Linked DNA regions of Homo sapiens: region 2 is linked to region 1. Evidence: chromatin loops called from intact Hi-C (ENCODE). Cell type or tissue: A673. All regions are shown on one strand. Links, peaks and the distances in the headings refer to the core of each region. The heading gives the core; the rest is flanking DNA. Region 1 overlaps LOC107986623 (a long non-coding RNA gene). Region 2 has its middle 23 kb from the start of MAP3K7.

What was found. Peaks named below come from ENCODE experiments on the same cell type or tissue, not always from the same donor. Only the 100,000 strongest peaks of a DNase experiment are listed, where the experiment ranks them.
Region 2: a loop joins it to region 1, with 14 times the contacts of the local background. A loop is called at or near these places in 2 of 110 quality-filtered maps.

What each region holds. Positions count from the first base shown.
Region 1 is chr6:90,932,364-90,949,288 of GRCh38, reverse strand. The region is part of intron 3 of LOC107986623 (a long non-coding RNA gene); the gene reads right to left. Among named protein-coding and RNA genes, the nearest start is that of MAP3K7, 350 kb to the right of the region's middle. In A673, for the core only: a CTCF peak has its summit at 8,260 (motif pointing left); a DNase peak (open chromatin) is centred at 8,238.
Region 2 is chr6:90,601,740-90,618,664 of GRCh38, reverse strand. No RefSeq gene overlaps it. Among named protein-coding and RNA genes, the nearest start is that of MAP3K7, 23 kb to the right of the region's middle. RefSeq lists enhancers at 5,877-6,825, 7,783-8,283, 8,284-8,784 and a silencer at 7,526-7,595. In A673, for the core only: CTCF peaks have their summits at 8,745 and 8,947 (motif pointing left); DNase peaks (open chromatin) are centred at 7,284, 7,784 and 8,994; H3K4me3 peaks cover 2,057 bases.

The DNA of each region.
Region 1 (16,925 bases), core at 4,349-12,348:
GGGATCATTGGATCAACAGCGAGGAGCTAAACATCATCAAGAACATCACATTCACGTTTCTGTAGGAGTTGATCCTGCGCAACCACATTCTTATAGAGGTAACGAGCTACCCCATTGCCCACAGAGCTGCTTCGCAAACATAGCTGATTTCTCTGTATAGACTTGGGATTTAGTCTATATGGAATAACTTGTGTACAAACCATCCTCAGTTTAATGAGGCAAAAGGTATTTCCTCAAAAATCTAAGGCAATCAGAGCTGATGCTGTAATAGAAGAATGTTTAGGTTGTTGTCCAATGGTTGGAATCTTCCCCATCCTATTGCTCTCTCATTTCAACAACACAATTGAGGGAAGTAAGTGTTCCCCTGGTGACTCCCTCACACTGTTACAGGATCCCTGGAGTGTCACTTTTCTGGCCAGAAACCTGTGGCCGGTGGCACCTTTGCCCGACTTTTGCTCAGGCCTGCTGGGCTCATTCCACCCACTCAGCCAGGCAGGCTGTGCTAGGCTCATGCTACTGACCTGGATCCACACCTGCCAAGGGTGAGCCAGGCGTGGAGTGGCGAGGGGTACACGAGCCAGTGTGAGTTCTGGCCACTGCGCATAGTCAGATGCTACTGCCGCGGGTTGGGCAGCTCCATGTACCGTCACAGGCACCAGCTCTCTGCAAGGCTGTGGCTGGACCAGGCACACTGCAACCAGCTTCCCTGGCTGGCAGCAGGCTGGCAGCAGGGAATACAGTGGTGCTTAGAAGCTTGGAGATGCCAGGAACTGCAGGGCCTCAAAGAGGGCATTACAGCCCTGGCTCTGAGAGCTCCCAAAGAGCCACAGCTCTTCTCTCCTCTTTGCCTGTAACATGGAGAGCAAGGGGCATGTTTCAGCCCTGTTTGTATTATCGCTCTTTTAGTCTTGCCATTCAGCAGGTGCCAAGTTCTTGTCCTGCTACCAGGAAGAATGAAGTATGCAGACAAGTAGGGGGTGAGCAAGATGAAGAAGAGCTTTATTGAACAGTAGAACAGCTCAGAAGAGACCCGCAGTGGGCAGCTCCTCTCTGTAGCCAGGGAGTCCCGACAAGTGTTCAGCTCCCAGCAGAGAGGGTAGTTGCTCTCTACAGCTGGTTGTCCCGTAGTCTCCTCAGCTCTCCTTCCTCTGAGTCTGGCTGAGTCCAGGGTTTTATGGGCCTCAGAGGGAAGGAAATGCACAGATTTGTCCGTGGGCAGCCATGGGCTGGCCAGGAAAAGGCACCACAAGTTCCCACTTCGGTCTGTAGGACTGGCACCCCAGCGTCCAGCCTTCAGGCCCTCTCTGGCATGAAGGTGGGGCCTCACCAGGGACCCACTCCCTTTGCCCAGAAGCCTGTCTGCCTCCTGCCACTGTCCATGGTGCCCAGGCTGCTCACGCCAAGGGGAACCTGCAGGCCAGCAGGTAGCCACACTTACACTGCCCTTGGGTTCCTCCCATACTCATCCATGCCCAAAACCTGGAGGGGCCAAGGCAGCATGGCGTTGGTGTGTCAGCAGTGCACCAAGTCTGTGCACACCCAGCCAGGCTGTGGCAGTGACTGGGCTCAGCCCCAACCCCACTCTGAGATTGGACAGGGCACCAGGATTAGGGAGAGGCCAGGCGGCGGGAGAAGACACTCCCCAGCCTGCATGGGAAAGGGGGGCCTTCCCAGGCACTCATGGGTGCAGACTGCAGAGACGCCCGGGTCCTGTGCCTGGGAAGGCAGAACTCCCATCAGCTCAGTGGAGCATGCGGGCAGCCCTGGCTACACCTCCTCCAGCCTGGGGCAGGAGCTCCAGGTTCTCTCTTAGGCCCTCTCTGCCCGCCCCTCCATGCCCTACCTTGCTGCTCCCGCGCTAATAGGCGGCTCCGCCTGGCCTCATTGCGGCGGCTTCCGGGGGCGGTGGGCTCCTAGGGGATGGCTCTCGCTTGTCCCCGGCTCCCGCTGGCTCCATGGAGCGCAGCACCACCCTGGGCCCAGCTCTGCCTCCTCGCTGCACCCTCCCCGCAGCAGCAGCCGGGGAGAGCAGCAACATGGGGCCAGGGTCCGAAGCAGCAGAGGGTCCAGGCCTGGGAGCAAATCCCGCCCCACCGTGCGAGGGTAGGGGCGGCTCAGTCAGCTGCATCGGGGATGTGGGGCACAGGGGACCAACCACTGCCATTGCTGCTCCTGCAGCCACCCCTGCTGCCACTGCCCACGCCTTCCCGGCTGCAGCCAGCGTGATGGCAGTGACGGCTCCAGATGGCCGGCAACTGCCATCAACACCAGAATGAGAGAGTGAATGAAAGCCCCTTCTGGTAGTTGGTCAGGATTTTTGCTGGCCTACAGGTAAAGTGCCTAACAAAAATCCCAAGCTAATTCCAGCCTGTCATAGATGGCTATCCCACAACAGGACAAAAGACCACTTTCAGGGTATACAGTATATTTCATCAAAATGTGCTCAATACCCATTAGAATAGTGTGGGTCATAAATAGTCATAGCTATTAGATAATGTATCATTGAAATTACATTGAAATTAATAATGATATTATAATATCATGTATATATTGAAACATGCCAAGGAAAGCAAACACATTTACCTATTTATATATATATATGTGCATATATATGTATATATACATGTATGTACATTTATATGTATGTATATTAAATTCAGTATAATTTGAAAGCTTTGAAAAGTACTTGAGGTGGCAAAGCAGAAGGATAGTAAATTAGTTTTTATTGACATTGGTAGATTTAGGCTACAGCTTGTTTTTTCATTCATTAGCCTAAAGAGAAAAATTACAAAATTATGCATAGTGTTTTATCTACAAAACAAATTTATAACTAAGTCGTCTAATGTTAAAACTGACGTTAAATGTCTTACATAAGTCCTCACAGGGCTAAAAACTTGATCTAGACTGAGAAAACATGTAGACATGAAGATAAAAGCAAGAATAGTACATTCGGTTTCATGTTGGAAAATATATCTACCTTAGAGCCCATGTTTCAATATCAGCTATGTAAACAAGTCTTTAAATCAATTTTATTCTGAATTCATTGTTGTATTCTGACCACCTTTAACAGACCTTCAGGAGATGTGCAATCTACTGGAAATGTGCACCAAAAGAACTTTGGTGGCAAAAAAAAAAAAAAAAAAAAAAAAAAAAAGCATGCTCCTCAAGTTCTCTCCTGTTGCTTTGGAGCAGACAGATGGACGTCTATCTTAGTGAAAAGCTTTAAGAGCGATTCCTATGAGACGCAAAAGCTGAGCATAGGGTTGAGAGCGGAGCCCCAGACACTGACCAATTCTAGCCCCCTACAGAGGACTTGTAGGACCTTGAACAAGCTACTTAACCTTTCGAAATCTACAATCTCCTTATCCTTAAGGTAAGGACAATAGTGCCTGCCTTTCGGGGCCATGAGGAGAAAATGAGATAGCACCTGTTAATCTCTCAGTGTCATTGTGGGCTGGCCTATGGAAAGCATGCAGGTGCTGGGTTTTCCTACCTGCTATAATTTTCATCATTCTTTAATTATTATTATATGCATCTCCCTTGCAAAAATGAACACATGTAGGTTGGGTAATCTTTGACATTTTTAAGTTAATTCTTACTGCGTTTGTCCTTTTCCCAGTCAGAGTTGTGTCCTGTGTTTTAGGGCTGAAAGCAAAAGTTGACTAAAACATCCCTGGGCCACCCCCTGGCTTTGGTTTCAAATGCTTAAATTCATAAAGGACTTTCTCAAAGACTTTTCAAGGTCAGGTAGAAAGTGGAGAATAGCAGGGCCTGTGTCTTTCTCCACAGTGTGTCCCAGGAACATCTCAGGACCACAGAAAGCAATTGCTTTGTGGTGCCCCAAGTGAAGCTGGTTTGGAGTTCTCAGGCTCAGCAAATATTTCTGAAACCAACCTGGCCTGGAACAAGAAGAACCACCATTTTTTGAGAACCATAATGACATCAGTGTGACCACTGTGACCTGAAAACAAGAGGGCGGTCTGTGAACATACTACTGCATATATTAGGTTGGTGCAAAAGTAATTGCTGTTTTTGCCATTGCTTTAATGGCAAAAACTGCAGCTACTTTTGCACCAACATAATAAAATTCCGGGCTTTTGTATCAATCTTCCCAGGAAGGGAGACATAGTAACGAAGGAGACTAAATTCCCTGCCACCCTGGTGTGGTGGGCACTCAGGATAACAGAAAAATAATACAGAAAAATACAGAATAATACAGAAAGATAATATGACATTTCTTGCACAACTGCATGTGTTAGTATACATATGCTCATATATGTACACGTGCACACACATTTATACATAAGGAGAAACATCCTGATTTTGGTAATTCTGGCAGATGATGGAATTCTTACTTTACAGACTGAAGTGAAAAGATGACAACAATAGCAGTATCTATTCTGTGCAATATCCATACAAACCAGAATTAAACTGATCTAACCTCCAAAAAATTTTCACCATTCACATTACTGCATTTAAAAATATCATATCTCAGAGGGCTCAGTAAGTTGATTGCTTATTGACTTTCCGGTGGGTCCATATAGTGTAATGAGTCTTTATATCTCTGTTTTTATATTGCTTATTGGATTTTTAAGATTAAACAAAGCCTATGAGAAAAATTATAGTGTTGGAAATTAGAAGAGGTGGTCAAGTGAGTACATTATTATCCTATCAAAAATACATTTAAATTTTCCAGAATAAATATTAAAACACTAGAAAGGTTACTTTTTAAAAGCTTCTTTTATAGAATTTGAAGAATAAAGCTTCTTTTAACAAGCAGTTCTTTATAAATTGACTATCTTTTTACAATGTTAGTTACCATAATACAAATTTCTATCGCCATGTAAAAGACTAACGGCCTTCTCCAGATTAGGTAATAAAGTCAGTTCCCAACTTGAATGAATTTGTGCCATTATATAAGAATTATAATGAGACTTTCCTCCTGGAATTTAGAAATAGCAGAAAAATTTCATGTTTGACTATAAAACAGTATAATCAGAATATTATTATAGAGGCAAAACTGATGACGACACCCCTCTATTTAAAATACTTTTAAGTGACTCCATAGGTCAGTGGCTAGAGCAATGGTCTTGTGAAACACTTCTAAGGTTTCCCATTATTCTTAGACTAGAGACCAACATTTTCAATATGGACTGTAAGTACTGCACTGGCCTCACCAGCCCAATCACATGCCACTCTTCCTCTTGGTTTCTGTCTCCACAGGCTTTGTTTCCTTAGCCAAAAACACTTATCTCCTGCCCATCTGGCTCCTCACTGGGCTAACTCTGTCCTATTCTTTCTCCTATTGTGTGTATTCTAAAGTATGCTACACTGGTCAGGCACAGTGGTTCACACTGTAATCCCAGCATTTTGGGAGGCTGAGGTGGGAAGATTGTTTGAGCCCAGGAGTTTGAGACCAGCCTGGGCAACAAAGTGAGACCCCATCTCTACAAAAACTGAAAAAGTTAAAAATAAAATAAAGTATGCTACATATCACCACAACATTCATTCTTCACATAATCAGTCATTCAGTGTTTGGCTTCCCCTAAGTGGTTCACTTATTCACTGCTGTATTGAGCCCTAGATTGAGCAGCAACAACTCAGAATCCTATTTGCTGAAGGAGTGACTGATGTCCCCGTGACACCTGATCCCAGCTTTCACTCCAGCCCTCTCCTCCACCACATAGAGACATTATGAAAGCATCCCCTTCTTGCAGTGAGTGAACAGAATCTCACTCCTCACCATAATAATTGCTCATGTGTTAGGGACCCATTCCTATGTTATTCTCAAATACTACATTTGCTTTGGGAAGAGTTGTTGTTGTTGTTGTTTTTAATTTCACCAAGCCAGCTTAAACTAAAAAATAATAATAAACTAAAATAAACCTCTACTAAGATTTAAATCTTCTTCTACTCTCTGCGTGTTTTTCTTGATAAAAATCATCCTTGAGAAACAATAGTGCTGAAGGGTAGAAAAGCCTCACAAAGAAGACACAGAACAGAGCACAAAGAAGATGATTAAAATCTGTATGGTCCCTAGACATAAAACCTTTTTTTTGAACCAAATCACCTTTATAGAAATTTTTGAATCAGGGAATGTACATTTGCCAGAACAAACAGCTCAGAACATGAATGAACTACATAAATCAGAATATAATCAGTTTTCACTCTGCCTGTTTATTGCTTCTGATGAAATTCTCTTACCAAGTCCTACTGAATTTGCCATTATCTGCTGTACCTGGGAAAAAAAATGATCCCAAAATACCCTAAATAATATTTGAAATGTATTTTAAATCTGGGGTCTATTTGGTTAGTGAGCTATATTACATTTTAAATACGATGCTAGACTATTACGTATTTATTTTCATAGTTTTCTTTACTGATTTGGCACAGTTTAGTTCAAATTGTACTCATAAAACCTAAGACAGACAAATGTTCAGGTCACATTTATTCTGGTCTTTTAAACTGCTCTGTTGTAACTACACAATGAAGCTAAAAGAGACATGGCTTTAGTAGCTGTGAGGATTTCTATTCATTCATGCCAAGTTCCACATTATATTTATCTCCTTGCTATCACTCAAGTACAGGCTCAATTCATTAAAAAATGGTCTTTGTGCTACCCCTATGAATCCATTCTTCTGGCTATATAAAATTAACTCCAAGTTCCCTTTGCATTTGTCTCAAAGTTTTTTGTTTCTTTGCATTCTTTAGTTGTATTTCTTCTATTGCTGAATGAATGGGAAAGAATTTAATTTGTAAATTCTGAGTCTCAGGTCCTCCGGGAGCCTATCTCTGCCTTAGGTTCCTTAGACCAAGGAATTAAAATGTTCCATAAGGTAGATGTTTCTGGACTGTATAAAGGGACCTTTTTTCTCTTAGCCTTAAATTACTGGACTATGAGAGTCAAGTTAATTTTCCTTCAGCTTTTTCTGCTGGGAGTGAAACATTTCAAATTTAAAACCATTTTTCTTTTTGTAAGCCTCAAGTGAATTATAGTTCTATGTGTTCGAGTATGTAAGTCAAAGAAAAGTAAAGTGACAATTGATTGTGTCATCTAGCCAAAAGATAGCAGAGATTTACTCACTCTGGTTGAGATTCAGGGTTAGGTCATGTAATACGATGACCCAACCTATCATAAGAACCAGGACAACTGCCAGTTTCATAAATCAGGACAACCGTGCCTGAGGGAGCGGTACCTACCAGAGTGATATCGCTGCCCCAGCCCCGTCTGGTACAGCTATCTTGCTGAGACAGCACACAGGATCGCCAGTGAAAGGCCTTCCCCATTTCCAATTACTCATTCATGTCAGTAAAGGAGTATGCCACTGTGGGGAAAAGCTACTTTTTTTTAATGGGGTATAATTACATTAAAATATGTGTTAAATTGCTCAAAATGAACTCATTCCTTCCCCCACATACCTATTCCATGTTTGGAGGACCCAGGTCCAGGGTGGCAAGGGGTTTAATCTGGCATTTCCTTTCATGAGCAAGTTATCCTGCAGCAGAGTGGCTCTGTGAGTAGCTATGAGAGAACCATAGTAGAGTGGCTATGTGATTGCCATCATCCAGCCTAAAACCATCAGGAAAATCTGCAGACTCAGAGTCAGGAAACAGAGGACCCAAAAAAAGGGAGTTCTAGGAACTCTTATGTCCTTCTGTGTTTTGAGCTCAAAAGAATTCACTCCCAGGAAGAGTGAGAAAGGCAGCCACCACTTTAGTAAACTCATTCTCCTTCTACTGCTGATTTGTAAACAAGCAGGAAATCATCCATGAAGAGGCTTCTGAGAGAACTGTTCTCAGGCTGTTTGACTTAGGATGAGGAAATGTACTTATAGGGAGGTTTTTCTGAACAAAAATTGCATTCATTTGTATATTTCTGATATCTCAACAGGCAGCCTAAAGTCTCATAAGCACTTCTGAGGTGAGTAGTTTTAGGAATCCAAAAGGATGAATGAGAGAAGTGAGAAACAGGAAGTGGGCATCAGGAGCCTAGGCCTGCCATTAAAGCCTCAATAGATTTATAAATTGCCTAACATATAAGTAGGATGAAAAAAGGAGCTAGAGTTATTTTTGGTTTCTTCTTCCATTTGTGTTATTTCCATGATCAATTACGTATGTTTCATGGATAGAGTTTCATTAATCATACACCGTATTTATTAAAAGCTGAGCAAATATGAAGCCTGAGTGTCGACCTTGGCTAAGATGAGGAAGACTTCTTCAAATTGCAACACAACATCACCATCTAGTGTCCAAAACCTGAAACTTAATTCAGTATCACTGACCTATAAAATCACGTACAGCAGCCTCAGGAAGAAACCATATTCAACAGATAAGGAAACTGAAACCCAAAGAGCTAAAATGATTTGCTCGTGTTCATAGAGCTGCAACTAGCCCAATCCTGGTTGCCCAAACTCAATTCAGTGTGACAAGGGAACATAACAGCTATTAAGCATTCAGATATTCTCAAGACAAAAGAGAAGATTCTCTTTTATAGCAGTCTTCACCTTTAAACAGATCTACCCTCAAGTTAGTGTATTAGAAGATAGCTACAACGGTATCAAATGTGGACAACTAGTTAGGAGGAACTTAATATAGATATAATTAATATAGATATAATTAAACAAACATCCAAGTTTATTTAAACAGAATAAAACAATAAGAACAGACAAAACTATAACAGCATTAGGTAAAGTATTTCCCAAAGGGCTTTAGTTAATAGCCTGTAAGATTCAGTACATCAATATCAAAGGAAATATATACCTTACTCATTTAATATTTTGCTTGGAAGTCAAAAGAAATGTTTTGAGTGTTTGTTTATCATTACCAGCTGTTCTGTCTAAACCCTCAAGAGATAGATTATAAGAGGAACTGAAAACAAGGACTATGGTGAGTCTCCTAATATTAATTGATGACTCTCTTAATATTCTATTATACAGATAAATTCTTCTAAACATCACATTTTAGCCTCTTCTAAGGTTTGTACACATCTATATCATTTATGAACCCATATCTAGCAGGATGTTTCTGTATCACAGACCTCAGGTTACTGTGGACTAGATTGGAGAAAGTGGGAAAGTACTTGGATGCAGTTTACTTTTCCATCTCATTCACAGATCCAGCATCAAGCAGATTAAATGTCAGTCTCTGTCCCTGCTTGCCCCAAAGGCAGGTTTTGTTCTGAGGTCTTCAGCCTCCTTCCTCCCAGCTGCTCCTGGGTTATCAGCAGCTAGTGTTCAGTACATACGGTGGAGACAGCTAATCATGCTAAAAATGCTTATGGCAATCTTCTGCCTTATGCTTGTTGGCTGACCTGTTATCTTTGTGCTTCTTCATGCCTTAGCTGACCAGTTGTGACAAAACCCCCTGCCAACTTGCTTAGCTGGAGTCCTGTCAGGGCCTCCACTGCCCTTCCCGCCCCAATTCCACTCTTGCCTGAGGGTTACAAGTTTTTAATCAAAGCCTTAATGCCAGGATTCTTAAGAAGGGGCAGGGAGCTTATCAGAATCACCTGGGGAGATTTTCCTAATTATAGCCCCCCACACACCTCATCTTTTCCTTACAGAGGGAGTGTTCCGTAACCCTCAGGTACATTGAGGAGGGAAAAAAGAAGTTGAAACCCATTGGCTTCAAGCAATGAGAGTAGTGAGGTTAATCTTCTTTTGATTCAGATGGAAAATATCTCAAAAGAGGGAAATGAAACCTTGTCTCCTAAGGATGAAACTATAATAAAACCTTAATTAATTTGGACCCCATTAATTCAAAACGTGTGATAATTAGAAAAATGGTTAGGTTAAAGTTTACCTTTCCTCTAGCTAGGGGAAAAGTGGCTGAAGATTACTTCCCTGTACCTAGGAAAAGTGAATTTGCTAAGCAAATTAATATTTCCAAAGAGAAAAATGTTTAACTGATTGAGCAAGTAAGTAGTTTTCAGGCAATTTAGGTACATTCAGCAGACAAACAAATGCTATTGTAATTATAAATGATCCCTTTCTAGTAATAGAATAGGCTTGCCCAAGGTTCTTTCCTAGGCAGCATTCTAGAAATAAAGTTATCCATTGGAAGTAATGAAATTAAATTTATTTTTGGACTCTACACAATTCTGACTGATGTTTTCTTCATTTAGAACAAACTTCCATGGTTTTACTGAATCCTACCTACTGATAAACTCAGAAAGCAACCCAAGTATCCCTGGCGCCTTGTTTCAGCCATCAAATGTGTGCAAGTAGTATATGTTCAAGTTCTTATTTCAGCAAAGAGAAATAGTCAACGCTTGGGAAGGAGTAGGAAATCAGGGGCAGGGGGTGAGGGGAGGAAGGCTTCACAATATATACATATAATTGGTTGAAAAATAAACATATGTGTTATCTGGAGTTTCTTTTTCCGTTCCATAGGTTATAAAATGGTCTTACTTGGGGTGAGAGGGGAATCAGAAGCTGTGTGATCAAAACGTCTTGAAAAACAGAAATGATGGTTTAGACAAAGTCAAGTGGGTTGCTTTATGCAGGACTTCTAAGAGCCTTTCCTAAGCAAGTGGGCAATGTCTATTTCTGAGAGAGTGGTGTGATATTTCCCAAAGTTATCTTCAAAGGGAATCCTGTCTTCACTGAGCATCCTGGGAACATTATTCCCAATACTACAAGGCCACTCTGGGAAACACTAAACCAGTTGTGTAGCAATTTATAAATAGCCTCAGAATTCCAATAGTTAACTAAAGATTTTCAGTTTACTATTTCTGTTGCCTAATTACTTTAACGCAGTTAACAGAAATAATAACAGAAAGTTATACCCCATATTATTATATTTATCCACCCTATTCCATTTGAGTTTCTTACAATTGCTGGCTGTACCCTGAGGCTCTATGAACTGAAGTTCCTGTGGTTTGATTTAAAATATTTTAATTAAGTGAAGCTTTCTGCCCCCAGGCTTTCTAAAGCAATTTTCAAAACCTCAGAAACAAACAAATAAACATCATACCAATGGTGTTACCACTGAAAAACCACAACCATTTCTAGGCAGGCATTTCTTGCTTTGTTGTACTAAGCATAGAAGTATTTTATTCCAAATGACAACAATAAATCATAAAGTTAGGCAAAGCAGTACCAAAGTTATATGCCTTAGGCATCATGGGAAATACAAAGCTCACCACAAAAAAACCTTCTGAAGCTGAAGAAGTCATTTTATATAGCGTGTATTGTGACTATCTAATTTAGGACTAGGGTTATCAAAGTTTTTCTGATGAAGATTTTTTTTCTGATTTCCCATAAAAGTGTTATGTTTTCATTTTAGGAATATACATGTGCATTTTCTTTTGGTTTCTGGAGGGAATCAACAAGGGTTTCAGGACATACATAGTAATGTTTCTCAACTGTAGTCCCAGTACCAGAAACTTTAGCATTCAGGGAAACAGAAATGCAAATTCTCAGACCCCCAAGTCAGACCTACTGAAAGGGAAATTTTGGAGATGGAGCCCAACAGTTGGTGTTAACAAGTTCCTCCAGGTGATTCTGATGTTCACTAACGATTGAGAACCACCCAGTTAGAGCAGAAGCTTTGATATCATAAAGACTTGGATTTGAAGTCACTTAATGGTTCTAATCCTTAGTTTTCTTGCCTATAAAATGACTTTGAAAAACAGTAACATCACCTGCCTCAAAGGGTTGCTTTCAAGAAGGGAAAAACGAGATAGACTCTACAATGCCTGGCAGCAGCCAGCTTGAAGACAGAACAATTAAGTCATTTATCAGCCCACTATTTAGGGTAGAAGGGAAGCCTTCATTTAGGGAGAAAACTAAGCTTTCGTCTTTTTCCTGCAAATATCATTCTCGAACAGCCAGCTCAGGGACCCCTGGTATGCTGTGAATCCTTTCAGTTATGCTCCCAAATTTTGTTCAGTGTATGAAATTGGTCCTTGCTACTCAAGTGCATATACTTTTATTACCACGGATGTCAGAAAGAATTTTTTGCTGAGTGGGTCTTGTGATTTAGTAAGAGCAAAACTACAGCTTGCTGTGAGTAAGGTAAAAGACAGTGCACCTTTGCCCAAGAACGATTTCATATTGACTGGCCAGGCAAGAACTTGGCCTCTGGAGCACTGCGGGAGTGTTCTCAGGGCAGTGAAGAGGGGACAGTGACAGGTGGGAGTGGGGGTCCAAGAGGCCAGCGTCAGGATGAGCACTCACAAGGGCCAGGGGCAGTGACCTCTCCATCTCACCCCTCTGAAGGGGTCCACTCTTCTTCCTCATTTTATAGATGCAGAATCTGATGACGAGAGTCATTAAGTAAGGGGCCTAGTGTCACTGAGCCAGTACCCAGAGCTCCATCTGTCTACCCTTCACGGCAGGCCCGTCTAGCTCCCAATCCCTGGGGTGCTATTATGAACACGGTGCCATTATAGTCACACCATAGCGGTGATTGGGTTGAAATTATTGCTGAATTGCTTAGTTTTGTTTTGAGCTTTTGAATTCCTTCAAGTACACCACTAAAATTTCTAATATCCCAAAGTGTGCCAAGAACACAGAAAGGATGATAAGCAGTGGGCTAGGTTTTAATGGTAAGTTTCTACTCAGTTATTCTGCCCCGGTGCCTTGCCTTTGGAAACCACATTGCAAAGCTTCAGCCTCCTTTGATCCTGACTCCCACTAAAATGAGTTTCTCTAAAGCGGGTTTAAAACTCATATTTGTATTCTACCTTGAATGCTTACAGTGACCCATAGTCTCATTTCCCATCTTCCCCTTTGGAATTCACCCTGTGGCTTCTGTTTCCTGCTTCCCCAGTCTGAATTCTTAATTGGCCTTATCTCCCCCTCATCACCTCTGGCCCTGCTGGTAACCAGTCCCTAGAGAAGAGCTGGCAATTGTAACAGAACAGGGAGTGCTTTCCTCTCATTTGCTGGAATGATCCGGGGACTGGGTTCTGCACGCCAGAAATCAATTGAACCCATACAGCTTAGCACTTTGGCAGCTTTTCGACCCCCACCTGCTTTTCCAATATCATCTTATCCGTTCCCTTCTGATCCAATCCATTACATGAAACTGAAGTATACTTCATTTATTAGCTGCTCTTTTAAAATTCTGTTAAGACAGGGAACGGAAAAAGGCAGAAAGAAAAATGCTCGAAAATGGAAATTTTGGTCATTTTGGGAAAGGGGTGTTGAAGTCTCCGTACTTGAGGGGTTTCATTATATACTTCAAAGTAAAATTAACGCTATTGCTGAGTTTTATTCATTCCTTTCAAAATACATATCCATGCTGGCAGCATCCCACCTCTCACTCTTAGTAAACTCGCATTTAAGACTGATTGATCCTCTTATCTTTCACTAAGACTTCTTGGCCTTTGAAGAGCATTTCCTGTGTCATTAAGATTTTGATTTCCAGTTCTTGAAATCGACAACAAACACCACTTTCCTAGTTTTATGGGACAGTTGGGCCCTTGTCATTAGCACACACTTCAGGTTTCTGAACTGACATTTTGTTCAAGAGTATAACAGAAGAGCTAATTATGCTGCATCTCTGCTGTAGAGCTTTTGGCCTTGTAGAGGTATTCAGAACTTCGCAACTTGGGTTGGGTGGTTCTCAGGCCAAGGAAATCCCTATAGTTCGATGACACAATTAGAACGGCCAAGGCCTCCAGGATGTTTATCAAAATTACCCTCAGAATTTATCTCCAGAAACAATAAAAATAGAGATAAAGACAAGGTGAAGTGGGTGGGGTTTTTTTTTCCAAGTATTTCCTCATCAACTTAAATAAAAAGTAGAAGACAGCAAATTATATTCGCAGCTGAGGTGTTTTTTCTCTATTGCACATAGTTATCTGGTTTCAAAAACCAGTCACAGCACACACAATGTCAATTGCTGGAACTTTGGGGAAACAGAATGAGAGCACCTTGTTTTAGGAAATTATCTGTCTTAATTTTGAATCCACCTTAGTCGTCATCACTGGGGATTTGGAGAATGCTAAGCCCCTCTGATTTCTGACCCAGAAGGCATACAGGGGTTTTTTATGCTGAGGTTAATGTCACAACCTACGTGTTGAAAAGCATTTCCGACACTTCTTCTACAAAGTTAATCAGAAAATCCTAGTTCCTCTAGCGAAGCGTTAGCTGAAGGCCTCAAACGTGGCGATTAGGCACCAGCTGCATTTCTCATGTGCCCTCCTGCTGAACTTCCACCCATGTCTTAAAAAGAAGCCTCCAGCATCTTAATCCTAACTTCATGTCACTATTTGAAAGGTTACTATAGTCTAGACTTTCTTCATAATCTTCCAAAACAGAGTGAGTATTTTTACCCAAGCTGGAGATAGGAAGAGAAGAACAAAGCTCTTTTCTCTGTCCATGGCTCAGGCTAATCAAAGTTTCAATCACCTTCCAGCAACTTCCTGAACGGAAACCAGCCAGGTCTCTCATTTCTTTATCTATCGTGGCCTCGAGATAGCACAAACCAAAGTGCCATGGATTGTTTTCCTTATGATTTACGGAATCTTTCTGCTTCCTCTCATATTCACAGTATCCTCTCTTTAACTGAACAGCAGCCCCTACAATTGGGCGGCAGCATTCCTAAAGATTTAAAAAGTCTACAGCCCGAAAAACAAAGCCAATAGACATTTTTCATGTTAAATTCATGAGCTAAAAGAAACGTACAATGTTCCTCATGATATAATCTTTTTCCTCTTAGAGCTTCTATTCCTAATAGAATTTTTTTTTCAATTGTGATTATTATTTTTGTTTTCAGTAAATGTTACCTCGTCCCATCAGGGAAAGGTGAAACCCAAGACTTTCAGATGTGAATTTATTGTTGCTTCACTTTTCATTATGTGTTTAAATTGATATCTGGTAGATATATTTATAGTCTTGACTATTTCTGTTAAGACAGCAGCAGTATAACTGGCTTAAAACAGAAAAAGTAGAAAATGGTAATCTGTGATTAAACTCACATTCCGTAGCCTTCCAGCCAGCCACAGGCTAAGAGAAAAGGTGGTTTTCAGTTGTAGAGAAAAGAGTCAAGGGACACGGGGCAGGCAGGCTATGGTGGGGGCACTTTGAGGTATTTTAAAGCTGTGTCGGAATGTAATGATAAGCTCTCTCACAGAAGCAGCAAAGATCTGTGAACAATCCCTTTCTCCGAACTGCTTCAATTTATATCCACAATTGGTCATTTACGCTACATGTAGATGTGGTAATTTCCTTGACCATTTTAAAAAGTGAAATCTGCTAAGGATTTTTAAGAATTATTTTGAAAACTTATTACAACACCGGGGCTCATTCAGGGGCACCAGCCCCAGGCTTCTATTTCCATAGTTTCTCTTCACTAACCAAGGAGAGTACAATTGGTGTTCACCTATCAGCTAAAGTGACACATTTTGGTTGGATCCCTGTGAATTTATACCTATTTAATTAGGATTCATATACAATATGCTCTCTCTTCTTAATATCTTCTTTTCTAGCTTTTGATCAAAAAAATGAGAAAAAAGACAAAGCATCTACATTTTTGGCATATTAAAAATATTTGTTCTCATTGACAGTTCTTTCCATGGCAAATGGCATTATTTTGAAAGAAAGCTTGATTTCTTTACCTTATATTTGCTGGGCTTTACAGAATAGGATCCTGTTACCATTGAGGAAATGTTTTGGGACAATAGTTTTTCATGAGCTCCAGGAAAAAGTTATATAAAATTGTCAATCTCAAAATTTACATGAGTATTTTACATTAACATTTTTTCCCATAAGATTTCTCTGTTCTTTCTTCATTGTTAAGCAATTGTCTGTCTTGCAAAAAAGTATTAGCCAGATTTTCATAGTTAGTATTCAGACATTCTGATGCAAAACAGTACAGTTAGTACTATTTCATATGAAACCATTTGGATTTGTATCTGGTAAGATTATTTTTACTCATTTTTTTAGTCCCTTGTTCACAGTACCCATTTAAAGTCATTTATGGATTAATTAATTGACAAATGAATGCGTGCATGCCTTATGGTCCATCAAAATTTTTTTTAGCTTTTTATAGTATATGAACTTTCTGTGCTGTTGCTGTTTCTTTACAAAAAGGCCTTCTCATACTCAGAGGTCTATATACTTAAAGAACTTTTAATAATGTCATCAAAGAAAATGGACACTTTGAATTCAAATTCTAGCTCATTCATTTACCAGCTGTGTGATTTTTGAAGTTAAAAAAAAAGGAATAATAATACCTACATGGTAAGGTTGTTCTCAGAGCCAGAAATAATGTGTTTTAAATGCCTGTCACACAGCAGGCATTCTATATATTGATGTTGGCATTTTTTTAGCACTAGAAAAAAAGTCTTAAGAAACCCTGAGCACCTGCCACACTCACCAACTCCTTCTGAATAAAGCATCCATAAACACTTCCTTAGGCATGATCCTTGGTTTCTGAGACCCCACTGTTTTTCCTAGATGCCTAAATCAAGGGTTAGTATCTGAATCTAAAGCAGTCTGACATGCATTGGCCATCAGCCTGTGGCATCACCTTGTGCGAGAAGAAATTCACACAATAACAAGACTGCAATAAATAAGGACAACCGATCAATCCTATCCTCTCTTCTCTCAGGGAGTTTGAATGTAAGTCACCCACAGATCAGATGTGGAGCAGAGCTGATGTGAAATGGTTTGTGGAGAAAAAGCGGCATGCAGAAGCTCTCAAAGAGCCAAAACAAGAGGGGGAGTTAGGAATAGCATAGAAGCAGATTCAGTAGAAGAGGCTGAAAGAAGGTGACTTGAGAATGAGGAAGTGATGGACAAACCCACTCCAAGGTGCTGCCTCCTAGAGTGGCTACTGCTGTCCCAGAGCATGTCAGATCTCCTAGCTGTTCAGCTGTGAGCAGCCAGTTGCCTGTGCCTCATTATTTCCCATTATATCTATCCCTTGTAATAATTCACCCCCCACAGGTCTTGCCTCTGTTCCTTGTGACC
Region 2 (16,925 bases), core at 3,762-11,761, 330 kb after region 1:
AGCCCTTATTAAAATACAGGTATGTTACTGGAAGTCCTAACACTTTGTCATCCACTATGATAGTAAAACCAACCTTGCAATTTCATAAGCTCTTTGTTAGGACATTAAAAAAATAGGATTCGTTTTCATTCATCCAAACATATATTGTCAACCAACCACAGCTAGACTAATTGCTGGGAATCTCAAGATAAATTTTATAAAATGTCTCTACCCACAAGTGGTTTACTGTCTGTTAAGGAAGATAGAGTACTACATACAAATCATTTAATTGCATGTAATAAATGAGTCTTAATAAGGAATTGTCTGATTAAAAAAAATTCACTTTGGCCAGTTAAATAAAGGAGATAGTAGCATAAAGAGTTAAGAGTATCTAATAAGAAATTGCAGTCTCAAGAGGAACTCAAACAGGAATTGATAAGCCAACAGGAACCAAAATGGTATCCTACTCATTCTCTCTTTCTTAGGCCCCCAAATATCTCTCATATATGTTTTTTCTTGCAATCTGCTTCATTTTCCTACTCTTTTCCACAGATCAGCTCTCTTGGCTTGCACGTGTGACTATGAGACCTTTAAGACCATGAGACCTTATTCATCCAACACCCATAGCCAACAAATTTACTTGCTCTGTATCTCCATATCAATTCCTTAGAAAGAGAATCTGGCTTAATGTACACCAGGTCTAAGGACACATTCTCTTAAAAGAAAGTGTGGTGATGAGAAGTAGACACTTGTCCTCTCCAGGACAGTAAGATAATTTCAAGGTGAGCTTTGAAGGAAAGGTAGGCATCTTTCAGAGAAACAAAGGGAAAAAGGCAGTCTATGACATGTTCAAAGGTATGGATGGAGCAAAGCAGCCCACAAATAGCCCATAAAGACCCATGTATAAAGATGCATGGCCAAGAGGCAATTTATGAAGCTGGGAAGATAGCCAGGGACCAGATGAGGAAGCACTTTTTATGCTGTGCTAAGGAGTATGATTTTTACCCTACAGCTGATGAAGGCAGGGTGTCAAAATATTTAAGCAGAGGAGAGACAAAAGCAGACCTGTGTTTTAGAAAGAAAACTCTAACAGCAGGGTGACGGATGGACAGGACACACCACTCAAGAAGCTATTTCAGTAATTCAGACAAAAGGTGGTGCAGACTCAAAATAAGACCATGGCAAAGAGGAATAGGGAAGAGGAAGGTTTCAAAAATATTAAGAAAGTGGAATCTAAATGGAATAGGGTCAGTTCAGAAAAGCAAAGATTCATAAGCTTTGATATGGAGAAGAGAAGAAAGTTTAAACCAAACCCAAGGCAGGTGGTAAGGGGTGTACCAGAAATGGGAAAAAAGAACACACTGAAAGAAATGATGGGCATATGAGAAACATTGTACCTTCTTTCTAACCTTTTTATGGGCTAGTCTATTCCATGGTCTCTGAGTATGTTAACCCAAACAAATAAAGGAAGACCCCAACTTTCCAGGGTGTGAGCATAAGAGGCTGAAAAATAATTGGTAATTAAGCCTTAAAATCAAAGGCATACTCCATTTATCCTGTTATCTTATTACAATGTGTTTCAATTCAACCTATCACACAAAAGGACAAGAATTCACTTCTAGTGAAGCCTTAACTTGTGAATGCTGGGCCTTGTTTTATTATGTATTTCATTAGAAGTTTTTGTGATGTTGTTTTCCTTTCAATTCCATGAAGAAAAAGTAAAAAATGAGGAATGTGAACTTCTCAGATGATCCTGTGACTTTGAAGCCACGTATCTAAATATATGATCTCTTGCTTTTGCATTTAGAAGCCCTGGGGAGCTACATTATCTGACTGATTATGAATGCATATATTTTCATAAGAATATGCAATCTTAACCAGCTCAGCACAGGACACTGAAGTGACTAAGTATCAAATTAAAGATTATTCTTTTTTGTGTAGAATTTGCTCCAGCAAGAAATTGAACAAGGGGATTTGAAATCCAAAAACAGTGGGACCACCTCCCGAGACAGTATTCATTATTAGTGGGTCCCTGTTTCTTATCTCCCTGTACACCCAATTCTCCCATTGCTTTAAATTATTATCATTATTTGCTAAATGCCTTCGGTATGCTCAGTACCCTGTCAAGCACAGAAAAAAGGTGCCATACCTGCCCAGGGGCTTTCTACCTAAATTACACAGATATAATTTAAGTTTGAAAATGAGTTGTAGTTGTCAGTTACAGTCTTTGCAATAAGCTTAGAAGCAATATGACAAAACTAAAAGAATATAGATTCACATATTGAATCTTTCCCCCCTCCTTGGATCTTCTTTCTATCCCACAGCCCAGTTTACTAACCCAGACAACAGCATCGCAGAAATATGCCACAGGTCAATAGTGAGAGGTCATTGATAGCTCAGAGAAAATCATTAGCACTTAGAAACAATCCTGTGTATGTGCCCCATTTCTTACCTGCCCCCACAGAGAGAGGGGAGCCTGTATTCAAAAGCAGCAGCAAGTGAGGAAAGCTGAGTGAAAGGTGAAGTTTCCACAACTGCCTCCCTCTTCCCTGACCCTACACCACCCAGTCCAAGGCTCTATATTGCTGGCAACACTCACATCCCTGTCCAGATCTTCCCCATCTTCAGAGGCCTTGTTCACCCCAGACCTCTCCTCCAACTCCTGTGACAAATGTCTAGAGAAGTAAGGTCTGAAACTTCAGTACCTCTGATTTCAGTCCTTTACATACCTTGAGAAACACATCTCATCAATATATATTGTATTAGTGTTTACATGCAAGTTCAAGTGTATAAAAGAAAGAGAAAATGGGGGTACTCTTTCACGTATATTTCTTCCCTTCACTCCCATTATTTCTAACAAAAACAATCCTTTTTAAAAATCAAAAATGCTGTGTTTTCCTCAGGGTCAGATTGGTGATACAGCAAAGGCAGTGAATCTGGACTCTATTCCACAAGATGGAGAAAACCCCAGACAAAAACCACAGGAGGCAGATGTGGAAAAGGAAAGCAGGACGACCATCCCTTGAGCCAGTGAAGCAAAGAACAGTAGGGGGCTTGGTGCAAGGGATGGGATATAAGGAAATGGCCTGAGACTTCAGAGAATAGCTGCAGGTTTACTTATACTAGAAAGTTCTTCCACACCCCCAACCCTACTGTTATTGCAGCCGCCACTAAACCGACCTCACCCCAAACCCTAGACCCTGCCAGTAGTTTGCCTGCCAGTGGTGTCTCCACCACCTATGGTTTGTCGTTAGGGCATTCCTTGTTTCCTCTGCCTAACAGGAAGGAGAAGAGGAATAATCAGTCCTTCCAGGATGCATAAAGGGGAACCATGCAGTACACTCAGGGGTTCAATCACTGAAAGTCATTTCCTGGCACAACATCATTCCACAGTGACACAAGTTCCACTGCCTTTGAGGGCTAAGCCAAGAACCTCCACATACACATTTTTCTATGGGAGGATGTTTGAGTTACCTAAATTTGAACACGTTTCTCCTTTGAAATATAAGTTCCTTGAAGGCAAAGCTCATGTCTGACCATGAATATAGTGAACAGTGTATATGAATACTTTTCTAAAAAATAAGTACTTACATACCCACTGCATTACTACCTGCTGGCTTTACCCTCTACCTTATTCACAGAGCCAGCTCCTCAGTCATTTCAATCCAGCCAAGTACCACCAGCTACACCCACTTCTACAATGCACAAGGCCAACTCTGCCACCTGCTCTGGCCATCTCTTTTGCTTCCTATCTGGATCATTCCACCATGCATTTCCTCCCCGATACATGCTTAACACACATTCATTATTGATTTAAGGGTTATTTACTGAATGCCTATTATGTACAATACATTGTGCCAAGTACAGGGTATTGTTAAGTTCAGAGTTTTTTGAGTTTTAACATTCCATTCATGTCTGCTCTAACCTAATAATTTCTAAAATGTCAAACAGGTTTTAGTCCACTGACACAATATGAATCTAACTTCTTATTCCTCATACTCCTGGCATTTGTCTGGAGGGTCTTGAATGTATGCATAGTTCATTTCTCACTGATCCTTTATAGTCTTGTTGTTTGGACCACCAAAACCTTAGTCTATTTTCATTCAGGTAAATAAAATAGCGTTCAATAGACAGCACGATGAAACTGTGTTTTGCAGACTGCATAAAAGCAATTTCAAAAGTAGTTATGTTCTTATGGGGCTTAAGATTTGCTACCCCAAAATATGGAACCTTGGCATATGTTGAGCTGAAGGAATAATTTAAGCTAAAATAATTTGAGAAAATGGCAAAAGCAGAAAGGTCTCCCTGATCTGTTCCCATCCTTCTCCCCTGAAGCAGATCATAAACCTGGGAAGGATTTTCTGACCTGCCCTCAAAGGAGGTCATAAGAGCCTCAAGTGAGAAGCGTCCTCCTTATACTCGGAGAAAAGAACATCTTTATCTCTGTAGAAAGAGAGAAATCAGAATCAAAAGTCCTTGCTAAATTTCCCTGAGTTTATCATATTTAGCTCAAACCCTATGTGTCCTATCATATTTCTCCGCAGATGTCCACTCTTCACCAAACCTACCAGAAAAAAACAGTCAGGTTTCACTGTTCTTCAGGTCTTCATTTCCTTATGATATGACATTTTCCCATGTCATATAAAACTTATATTTAATATATTTGTACGTTTATCTCTTGTTAATCTGTCTTTTGTTATATGGGCTTCAGCCATGAACCTAGGATGAGTAGAAGAAAATATATTTTTCCCCAAAATATGTACACCTATTCCGTATCAGGGAAAAAAAAAAGATAAAAAGAAAATCTTCACCCCTACAGAGCAGAGATGATGCTCAGGAGACAAAGAAAGCAGAAGGAAATATATATATATATATATATAATATATATACATATATATATACATATATATATATATATACAAATGTAAAACAAAATTGTAATTAAAATTGAAATAGCAAAAATCCTGAGAGTAAAAATTACTGCTACACCATGTTTACTTGAAAATACAGATTTTCAGGGCAAAACAATGAGGCAAAAGTGAGTTTGTGCTTGACAAAAAGATTCACAGTATCACTTTGCAATATGAATAAAGCATGGTTCAATCAGTAAAAACAGAATATACATATACATACCTCTTTTCTGGTATGCATGAATATCGCAAATCTGTAGTATTTGTACAATAATTACTCGATATAAGCTTGTTCAATAATGGATCATCATTTATCAATTTTTAGCTCCCATTCTGTCTTCTAAACCTTGCCAAATAGCTATAAAAATAAGAATAATCAGGTGGGAAGTATATTTTAAGAACGGGTCAAATGATTTAAGATTGGATCAGTCCTCCCCTTTCTCTTCACTGCCCAGACAAAGGCTAATACATGATTGTCAGATCTGGAATCCATAAATGTCATAAGCACAAAGCTAAATAATCCACATCATTGGGGGGAGGGGTGCAGAGGTAAAGAGGAGAGAAACAGAGAGATCACGTTTAAAGAAAACATATTATTATCATACTTTGTAAATGTTGGTTAAATAAATGTTTTAATCTTATTGTAATATATTTTTCCTAGTTTCCGTGCTGCCTAAATTTTTCCTATCTAAATTACTACCTGGATTTGCCAGTAAATTTCCTTTTTTTTTCTACATTTTCTATAGATCTTTTAATCTTATCTGTCTCCAGGTTCTCTCATCCCTGCCTCTCTCCAAACCCTTCTTTCATTAGTCTATATAATATAATCTATTTTCCTCTCAATAATTTTATTTTTTCTTTTTTAATCTTAAATCTGGTTTGTACACAATCAGGTATATAGACAACAGTAGTGACTAATACAGGATGCTAAAAAATAGGTATAAAAATAGCAACATCATTTTATTTTTAATTTTTTAATCAGGTTTTTTCCTCGGGGAGGAGTCTACCTTACTTTTTATTGTCATAATCACCTTTATTCCGTTAAAGGCATAAATGTGAATCAACATTTCCAACAAGAGCTCAAATCCTAAACTAGAAGTCCAGAGAATTCACGGTATGTAAAAACTTGTGGGTGCCTTCACTTTTTAATGGGAGTAGATTTGGGTCTGGATGAAGTCACCGATGTTTCTCAGAAGAAACAAATGTCAGCGCGACCTATTAAAGTCAACCCTGAGCTAGGCAGCAACAATGAGCTAGGGATTAGCATTGACAGCTCCCTTAATGTGATTCTTTTGGACAGGGATTAATTTAATGTGTTGCTGTCAAATGAAACAAAAAACGAGATGGATTTACTAATGACTCTATTCTATACCACACACTTTTCCACTCCTGATCTATGTCAGAATGAATCTGACAGCGAGAGAAAATAATTTTTTAAATGAAAAGGAAGAGACATTGCCTTCTTGACAAACTTTCAAGAAAGGAGTTTTCACTGGGCTCCCAAGAGGAAGGATGAGCGTGGGGTGCGCGCCCACGTGGAGGGAAGCACTGGGAACCGCTGCTCCAACGAACGCGCACAGCACCAGGCCCGGACCCGGTGTCAGGTCCCAGCTTTGGCACAAACTGGCAAGACAGCCTTAACTTCTGCAGGCCTCAGTTGCCTCCGATGTGAATGTTAACGGGTCTGTTACGCGGCTTCTAAATTTCCCCTTAGCTCTAAATTGCTCACCTCTAGAAGAGGGAGCCCCCAAACCCACCAGGAGCTCTAGTCTTGTTTCAAAGACAACTCGGCTGTGAGGCTGTGACAGAGAGGGGGCGAACCACAGAGCGAAGGGTTGATCTTTAGCAAAACGGTTTGCCAAGTCAAATGCTAAAGCCTCCTTAAAATAATTTGGATTCTTCTTTGTTCTCCCTAACAAAGAAACTTTAATTCGCAGTTCTCTGAGAAGAAAGACAATGCAGACAAGCCATTTTCAGGTGAAAGGTGTCTCGTCAATTGATAATCATTGAATAATCACTGAGGACTGGCAGGAGCTATTCTTCGAATGGGGTGCTCATAATATGCAACTGCATCGATTTACAATATAGACTGGGCAAGATTCGTCCTTGTGATTGTTTTGATTTGCCCCCTGAGGTACAAACGTTGCTAGTCTTGTGTATTTGTGTATATTCCTGTAAGTTACCCTGAGGTTTGTAATAGCCCAGGCCCCCTCGTGTCTGAGTCTGGTCTCACCGACAGGGATGCCCCCTAGCAGCGTCTGAGCCCAGGCAGACACGTTGTCCCCGCCCGGCGCCTAAGCCCTGGGACGTGTGGTTGACTGGGCTTCAACCCGGTGCAGCCCCCGCCTGCAACCCTCGGGGCGCGCCGGTGTGGCTGGAGAGGAAAGAGGTGTGGGCCGGGACGGGGACGCCCCGCGATGGCGAGGCTGGGAGACCTGCCCGTGGCGCAGGAAGAGCTTGAGCGAGACGGGGAGCGGAGGGATGGGGGATGCTTCTCCCCTCGCCACAGCCTAGACGCCTCCCGGCCCTCGCTCCCCTGCCCAAACTGCGGCTGGGGAAGGGACGCCAAGAGAGGCTTCCCGGTCGCGCCCCTGAAAAGCGCCGTTGCTTGGGGAGGAAATGGCTCCCCGCCCGGCCGCCTCCTCCGCGCGCGCCTGGCGCCGGCTCCTTCCCGGCCCCCGGCCGCGCTCTGCCCGCCCCGCGCGTCCTCTCCCCCGGCGGCCAGCGTGGTCTGGCCGGAGCCCCGATCTGGGGTGAGGAGCGGTGAGAATCCTGGCTCTGGCACTTAGCTCGGTGACCTTGAGCAGTCACCTAACCTCTCAAGGTCGCTGCTTTCCCACCCGTAAAGCGAGACTGAAGCCGCCGTCTCTGCGGGCTCCCGAGAGGATGAAAGGAAGGATGGAGACCCAGCCTCAAGCTCCCAGTGCCCGGCCCCGTCTCCGTCCGACTCGTTTCTTCCTCTTCTCTATTTTCTGCCTACTCTTCTCTAGTGTTTCCTGTCGTTTTTGATTCTGTGTTTTTCCTCTTGGTTTTGTCTCCCCAGTCTCTCGCAGAATCCATTTCCTTTCAATTCTCCTTTTTCTCCCGTGTTCGTTATTGTGACCAAATTCATCAAAGATTGGTTTCCACTCCATAGACCCAGGCCTCCCCAAGAAACCGCCCCCACCCCCATAATCTCCAGCGCCCCCTCGCCGGGCTATCCCAAATAAACAGACAGTCAAGAAAGAACTCGGCTTACTACACAAACACGGTCTTAAGACACACGTCCCCTTCGCACCATTTCCAACCATGAAATTTCTGCTACGTGGGACCTCTGAGACCACGGCTTCCCTGAGGACAGGAGCCACCGTGGCTTCTTTGTCACCATGTCCCCAACACCAGGCCCAGAAATCCATGCGAGGGCTGGAGGAACGTCGGCCCGCGACCGACGAGCCGAGTGGGGAGCTGAGACTGGAGCCCAGACTTCCAAATACTCCTCTTGGTCCTTGGTACAGAGAAAAACGAAATCGTATATGATGTTCCATAGTCAAATATGAACATATTATTTAAAAGCACAATGTTGACTTGTGTTTTTTTAAAAACCATGTTCCGTAACTTTTACCTGTAGAAATGAGGTTTGGATCAAGTTCTTAATTATGAAAGTTGGTTAAGAGAGAAAATTAAAACACCACCAAGTTGAATTGCCTAAAGATGAGCTGCATTTATACTCATTTATTGAAACATTTTAAAGATACTTAAAAATACACGTTATTTCTTTACAACCAAAAACCACACTGTATACACTATCATAGTATATATAACACAAAGATTATAAAATGTCGTAAACTATAACCAAAGTATGTACACGAACTTTTTTAAAAGAAGAAAAAAGCTAAGGAAAAAAAAACTCTTGTAAAGAAGGCTAAGAAGATAATTTTTAGTTGCTTGCAAGTTACTTCAAACCTAAAAGTAACAGGTTTCCTTTGAAATTATTTCTCATTTTTATTAGAATCTAATTGAAGATCACCTGTAAAAGGTGGGGGGAGGAAGACAAGTGGGGAAATAGCAGTTCTAGGTAAAGATTTTGGAAAAAGTAAAAGAACCACAGTACCACCTTGTGGGGAAGAGAGATTTTTTTCTCCTTCAATATTATGGTGGTTTTATTTCCCTATACTACAGTCACACACACACACACACACACACACACACACACACAAATTAAAATAAAAACAAAGACATTTGGGGCTCAAAGCAAAAATTTAGTTGTGATAATATGCTTTCTCTAATATTTTTAACACACTGGCATGTTCATATTAAAACTTTTAAGATTATACTAGAAAGTTAAACATAACAATATGTGATATTAAGAAATTTTACTCTTAATGCTGCAAATAATCCCATAAATCAAACGTCAAATGTTAGGCATGAAATAGTAAATATAAAACCGTTAGCACATTCTAACAGAATAATAATTGTTTTAAAATTAGCTTTGATTTCAGTATTAAATACAATTTATGCATTTTAAAAATATATTTTTTTTCAATTGCTTGGACTTGGAAAAAACATTTTTAGATAAATACAAAGCAATTTTTATATATTAAAGTTGTTTGTCTCATTATATCTAAGAAGGGTGGAGCAGCCAGACATTTATAGAACTCAACAATTGTTACCTTAACAAAACCGTTCTAGCCACTTTCAGGATATAAAGAGGGCACAGATCATAAAGCTTGAATTTTAAAAAGTAAAATTGTAAGACTCCAGAGCCAAGAAATGCAAAACAAAAACTGCTCCTCATCTATTGTACATCTGGAAATATCTTAAATGACATGAATGTTTCCTGCTCTAAACGTGTTTTCCGTGAGGCAAGAGGGAATTCAGGGGTTACCTGTAGGCATTCTTTATTCTTTGTGCTTTAGAATCACAGGGCTGGTATATCCCTCTGACCTTCAGGAAGGACTAAATCAAAAGCATCCCAGGAAGAGACCAGTGTATTTCAAACTGTGTTCAGCAGAGCCCTAGGGGCTGTCAAAAGATTATGAGGGGAGGGAAACACCGAGAGAGGCCCCTCACTCGCAGCTTCCACCAAGCAAGTCTGCTTTCATCGTTTTCACATTTAGGAATTCTGCCTACAATTCAATGTAAACAACAGGCTCTGTGGCTTTAAAAATCCAACTAATTTTGTATAAGTCTAATAAATAAATGTCGTAAGAAATGTCCTGATGCTTCCTGCAAGTTTATTAACAAATGCACTTCAGGAGCAGCCCACCATGCTTCCACATACTACATTCTTTTCTTCTTTAAAAAGATTCATTCACTACAAAATGTACATAGGTTGGAAAACGTTTTTCAATTAAAATGGAAGTACATTAAACTAAAAATCTCCTTCTCATAACCCCAACCCTTTCACTCCCCAGGAGTAACACAGTTAACGTTCTGATTTGTATCTTCCTAGACAGTTTCCCTGTGTGCACAGGCACAGGCCTGTATGGGTGCATACACATGCCCACCCACAACAGTGTTTGATTGTTTGTTTGTTGGTTTGTTTCAAGAAAACAGGATTATATACCTGTGTTTTTTCTTCTCAATAACATAACAACATCTTTCTGTGTCAGTAGCTACAGAACCACCTCATTCCTTGCAATGACTCCATGGTATTCAAGGTATGGATGTGTATAACTTATTTAATCTCATCCTTCCTGTTGAATATTTGGATTTTTCCTCTACTTAAAAAAATATTTCCTACACTTTTCACCTGGCCAACATCTATACATACAAGTTTCAGGTTTTTTAAATGTTTCTTCCTCAGAGTAAACCACACCATCAACTTATAAGAAGTAACAACTGCAAATTTTTAAAACATAATTTCTCAATACAATATACTTTTCCTGAAAGAACATTTTAAATACAACAGAATAGGATTTTTGTAAGCATAGTTTCGTATTAATTTCTTTACTGGGAAACAAATAAACCTACATCTTTTTAAGATTTTTTTTCCAGTACCACACAAATGAGATTTATGCTTTTTTGGAGAGCTACTTGGCTGCATCCATCGATATTTAAAATATTCATGTCTTTCAACCTAACATCAAGGTAGCTTTTCTATAGGAATATTCACACAAGTTCATTAATTCATTGAACACATTTATTGAATCGATCCAAGTGCTAGTCATTTTGCTAATTTCTCATGGAAGAGTGTTTAAAATAAAAAAATACTCAGGGGGATTATAGTATAGTGAGAGAAATCTATACTGGATAATCACATGGTACATATGCCATTATAAATTATGAAAAATAGTAATAGGAAAAGTAAATTATAATAAGTGATTTTAACAGTGGGTTTTCTTCCCAAAGAGCTACAAAATGTTACACCGTCTTCTCTCTCATTATACTTCACCTTTTAAGCCCAATCTTTTACGATATATTTCTAAAGCATCCCACATACATTTTTCTTTTTTTTTAATATACCTCAACACACGGACAAACCACTTAAGACTAATGAAACTTCAAGATTGACAAGTCACTGCTTTCAGCTCATTTTAGTCTTTGTCCCAAATTTATTATTAAAATATTATTAAGATACTTAGGCATTTGTATTTTACCAGCCCTTTCACTTTTCTATTGTGGATTCATTTTTCAAATAATGAGAAGTAAGGAGAAAATATAATAGAATATTCAAATATATAAATAAATATAGTTGTTTGGATAAAGCCAAGAACATGAGTGCAGCTAACTTTTTGACTGGCAATCAACACCAACCTACTACAATTTCAAAATCATTGCCGATAAGATGCTTTATAAGAGTCCAAATTTAGTACACAGAAGGTAGTTCAGGCATGCCAATCTCAAAGTCTGTACAGACTTTAATACATGAAAAGATATGTATGAAAGCTAAAAGCTAACATAAAGTGTTTTTTATTGTAGTGGAGGAATAAGAGCTAGAAAAAAGGTGTGGCAATGGTTTAGTTTTCAAGGATGTCAGTTGTGATAGTAGTAGGAGACACCAAGACTAAGCTGAGCTGTGAACCCACAGAAAATTTCGACAAGTCTGAGCATATTTAGAGGACAAGTTAGATTTGGCTACCAGGCTGGGCGCGGTGGCTCACACCTGTAATCCCAGCACTTTGGGAAGCCGAGGTGGGCGGATCACGAGGTCAGGAGATGGAGAACATCCCGGCTAGCACGGTGAAATCCCGTCTCTATTAAAAATACAAAAAAAAAATTAGCTGGGCATGGTGGTGGGCGCCTGTAGTCCCAGCTACTCGGGAGGCTGAGGCGGGAGAGTGGCGTGAACCCGGGAGGCGGAGCTTGCAGTGAGCCGAGATTGCGCCACTGCACTCCAGCCTGGAGGACGAGCAAGACTGCGTCTCAAAAAAAAAAAAAAAAACCAAAAAAAAAGATTTGGCTACCAAAGGTCTATTTGTAAAAGGTGCTCCTGGAAAATAACTCATCTTTAGGTTAACAGAGACTTTTATAGTACAGGTTTGACCCAACAAAGGATAATGAGCCAGTCTCATTAGAGGAATGATTTTGGCTGTGTTAGCAAGCTATGGAGACTTCCTGAAAGCACTGGTAAAAATTTAAGAGGCCAGAATAACTTGAGGGTAGATGGAGGATGGGGAGGTGACAATCAGAGAAGTACTGTTTTGTTTTTGTTAGTGTGAAACTGTGACCCTATGACCTCATTTTTATCCTGTATCTGGTGCGACCTAAGGAAATGTGAGTTAGATAACATAACAGTAGGCCCAACTGGAGAAAGTCATTATGAAGCTGACACTGGCTTTGTTGTGCTAAGTTCTTTCTTTCAAGCTTTGGCTGAGTTTGAATTTTGGAAGCAGAGTTCTTTCTATCTGAATCATGAGAAGAATAGATCACTATCAAAGAAAGATTATTTGAGAACTCATTAATGACTCCAGTTGGTATAAAACAATGTCTTGAAACTATAATAGAATAAACTCCCACTCTCCTTCCCCCTCCTCCCCCCCCCCAAAAAAAAACACACAACAGCCCTGGTCTCCAGCATTTGGGGTAGGGATTGACAGGGAAGGGGTATGAGGGAACTTTCTGGGATGATGGATAATGTTTTATAATATAATAGGCTTTCATTTATAAAGGTATATTCATTTGTTGAGACTCAGTGAATGTATACTAAAGATATGTGCATTTATTGTATGTAAAATTTTTCGCAGAAGAAAAATATGTTTAAAATACTGAATTCTTGTTAATGTTATCAGTGCTGAACTATTTAGGGGAAAATGTACCAATGACTGCAATCTACTTTCACTAGTAAATACATCAAAAATTAAGATGTAGTAATGGGTGGATAAAGGGCTAAATAGATGGATGGAGATGCATAAAACAAGCAGAGTAAAATTTTAATGATAGACTCTAGGTGACAGACATTTGGGTATTCACTGTAAACTTACTTCAAGTTTGATGTATGTTTGAAATGTTTAATAATAAAATATCGGGGGGAAAATTAATTCCTTGAATCCAAGAAGGTTTGAAGTCTAAAAGGGACAAGAGTAGACTAAGAATCTGTTTACACGCCATCTAAAACAACAAAGAACCAGAATAATGGGAATAGGCAAGATCAGAATGTCAGCTCTTCTAATTTTCCCTGCCTCTGACTCCCCTAGATCCCCACAATTGGTTATACTGGTTTCCCACCTTGAGGTCAGTTTTTTCCCGGTTATCCAGTCATTCTCAGTGTTAGGTAGTCAGTATGTAAGCAGATACAGCTGTTCATTACACAGCTACCCCTCACTTAACACACAAACATCACACTCGAAACAAGCTTAGAAGCAGACACTTGCCCATTTCTCAGTCTCATCACTGGCTTCCATGTTGATGCCTGAGCCTCTTCCACCCACAGTCAGGCTTGGGGTTCAGTGCCCTAGGGATGATAAGTAGAATTCTGGAATTATCCTGTCCCTTTCAATCCCAGCTCTGGGAAGCTCTAGTTGTAAGGGTGGAGTTTCTGTTTTGGTTCCTGTTATCTCATCATGTCCCTGTGGTCACTTTCCCACTTTGGAGCCTGAGACCCAGCCTATCACGTAAATAGATGATGACTGCTATACCAGAATGACCCCTAGGATAAAGAAGAGAGCTGGGAAGAGTCCTAGACTTGGAAGCATGAGACTCAAATAAGGGTTGAGAGAGTTGAGGCTACCACTAAAGAGCTTGAGGTCAAGCCACATAATTATTTAACAAATATATTTCAGTTTCTGCATTGTACTAGGCACTATGCCAGGCACTGACCAATTGGTGGCAAACAAAACAGATATAGCCTCTGACCTCACAGAGCTGACAATGGTGGCAGAGTTAGTAAACACCAAAATATATATGCATATAAATAGATATACATGAATATATAACAATTTATTATAAATACTATGAAAAAAACAGAGTTCTCTGAGATTATATTAAGGCAACTCACTTTAGATGGGTTGGGTAAAGAAGAGCTCTCCAAAGAAATGCCATTTAAGCTGGGACCATGTGAAGTGAAGTACAGGGTAGAGAGGGGAAGAGAGTCAAGACTGGCTGAAGAAAATATGAAAGTGTCTGAGACAGATTAACGTTAGAGGAAAGGGAAGAAATCTGGTGTGACTGGTGTAAACTGGTGTAAACCAGGGAAGGTATAAGTCCTTGGATAAGGTTTCGGACAAGTGAGTATGAACCAGATTTTATCACGCAGGCCTAAAAAGTATGTTAAGGCCTTTGGGTTTTTATTTAAGCACAGTGGGAAATAATTTAAGAGTTTTGGGCAGAGAAATGAAGTCTTCCTGAGTGCCACGTGACCCAGAAATAGCTCCAGTTCTAGGTACCAAAGCTTCTGAAATAATACAACAAGAATGTCAGCTTCAAGAAGTCAAGGGATTTTTATTTGTGTCACTCATTACTCTTTCCCTAACGTCTGAAATAGCAGGAGCTCAGTAAACAGTACATTTTCTTTACAATCATAGATTCAGGTCATACTCAGTTTAATGGCTCTGCATTTAACTATGAATTCAACACCACAGGGCACTTCTTTTGGCTCCACAGCAAAGAAAACCCTAACTCTGCCACACATAGGACAAGGGCCAATTTCATATTTTGATCACAAAACTCCTGTGGAGGGAAGGAGAACAATGGATTCATATAGATTTACATAGTAAGTATTGGGAAAAAAGTGAGAGAAAAACACAATCTGCGAAAGGATGGTGGGAGAGCGTTGGTGGAGCAGTTGGAAATTAATGGTTCAAGTAAGAGTGGAGAGGTGGATCTCCAGGCACTACTGGATCCAGATGCTCAGACTTTGTCAGTAGGTTTCCATTTCTCTCCATATATCCTCCAATTCCTTTTACAGGTTTTGTTTTCAAAGCAAGCTCTTCCCATATTGTCATAAGGATAGCTGCTATTAGCACCAGGCATACAGACTATCAGCCTAGGAACCCTGGAAGAAAGAGAATGCCTCTTTCCTACAGTTGTAGCCAAAGTTTACTGGTTCTGATTGGTCTGACTTGGTTTACATATCTACCCCTGAACCAATCACCAAAGACATGTTGCAAGAGAGGTACTACTCTCATCATTCACAGATGGTGTTCCCACCACTGAAGAGAGGAGCAGTCAACCTCACCTAAAACCCAAGTACTAGGAGAGGTCATTCTCCGAGGGAAAACCGAGATGTTAATGCCAAAACAAACATCAACGACAGACTTAGAAAGCACCATTTCTATGTGCAAAGAATGTTAATGGCAAAGAATGACTAATAAACCATTGTTTTCTTCAAATAAAACGCATATATTAATCCAAAGCTTTAAATAATGTACTGTATTGTACATAAGGTTTCTGCTATGTTTTCTTAAGGTCTGGCTAGTTGCAAATTTCAGGTGAACACTATAGTCAATGAATGCACAGGAATACAGTGACCATGAGAAAACCATAGTTCTTAGTTTATAAATGTTTACACTGACATATGACTATAAAAAATAACCATTTTTAAGATTTTTATGTATTTCTAAGGAAGTATTAACTTAATATTTTTAATAAGCTGAAAAAATTGCTGCAATGAATAAAGCTAAATATGGCACTTATTTCAAACTTCTGCATAGTATTAAGAATTATTTGTGCTTCAGACCACTTAATTAAAAAATGTATTCAGTTTTGAGAATTTTAATACTTAATCAAAAGCTTAAACATTTTTTAGCAAATATGCCTGAAATAAACACAAAAACTTTGAGAAATGCTAATCTCAGTGAGACATTAGTGGAGTAATAAACCCTGAAACAAATAAAATTCGACAATAATGAAAACTCATTCTCAAAAGAATGACCAATATAAAGAGCAAAAAAAAGAGAACTAGTTAGGTTGATGTACGAGATATGCAAAATCAGTATGCTGCAATCAATATAGAAGAGCACAGCAGAGAAAAATGTATTTCCACTCTGAGTATTGCAATGCAAGTACTAGGGAAAATAATCAGACACATTGAGTAAAACCAATAAACTCTTATTAACAGCCATTAAGATTTGCAAGAGCAGCATGTAAATATAGCTGTAAACAACAAAATAGCTCAACTTTAAGCTTCCATGAAAGCAGAAAGTTAAGACTAAGCAATCATTAGTCTTAGTCATTGTTATATATCTACCTAGCGTAGTACCTAGCACATAATAGATGCTCAGTGAGTTTTGTTCAATTGAAAAATTACATACATAATCACTCCACCCAGTGATTTATATTATTTAAAGCTATAATTTGGTAGGTCATTTGGTGATCTCAAAGTGAAACCAGTTAATGAAAAGTTCTTGGGTACATAAATTATGTGAATGTGAATTTATATATACCAGCATTTATGTGACTGTTAATCTGCAATCAAATATACCTAGTAAGATTCTGCCAGTCATATGTTAATGTTTTCAGGCCTGAAAAAGAAATAAAAAGTCTAACCACTATCTGTATTTAGTAGACCTGCACTGCTACAACCAAGGTTCCACCTGGATTGTTTGGACAATACCAAGTTTTTAGTTCAGTTTCCCCTAGAAGCAAAATCTGAGAAAACAATTATTGAGGGCACATGGG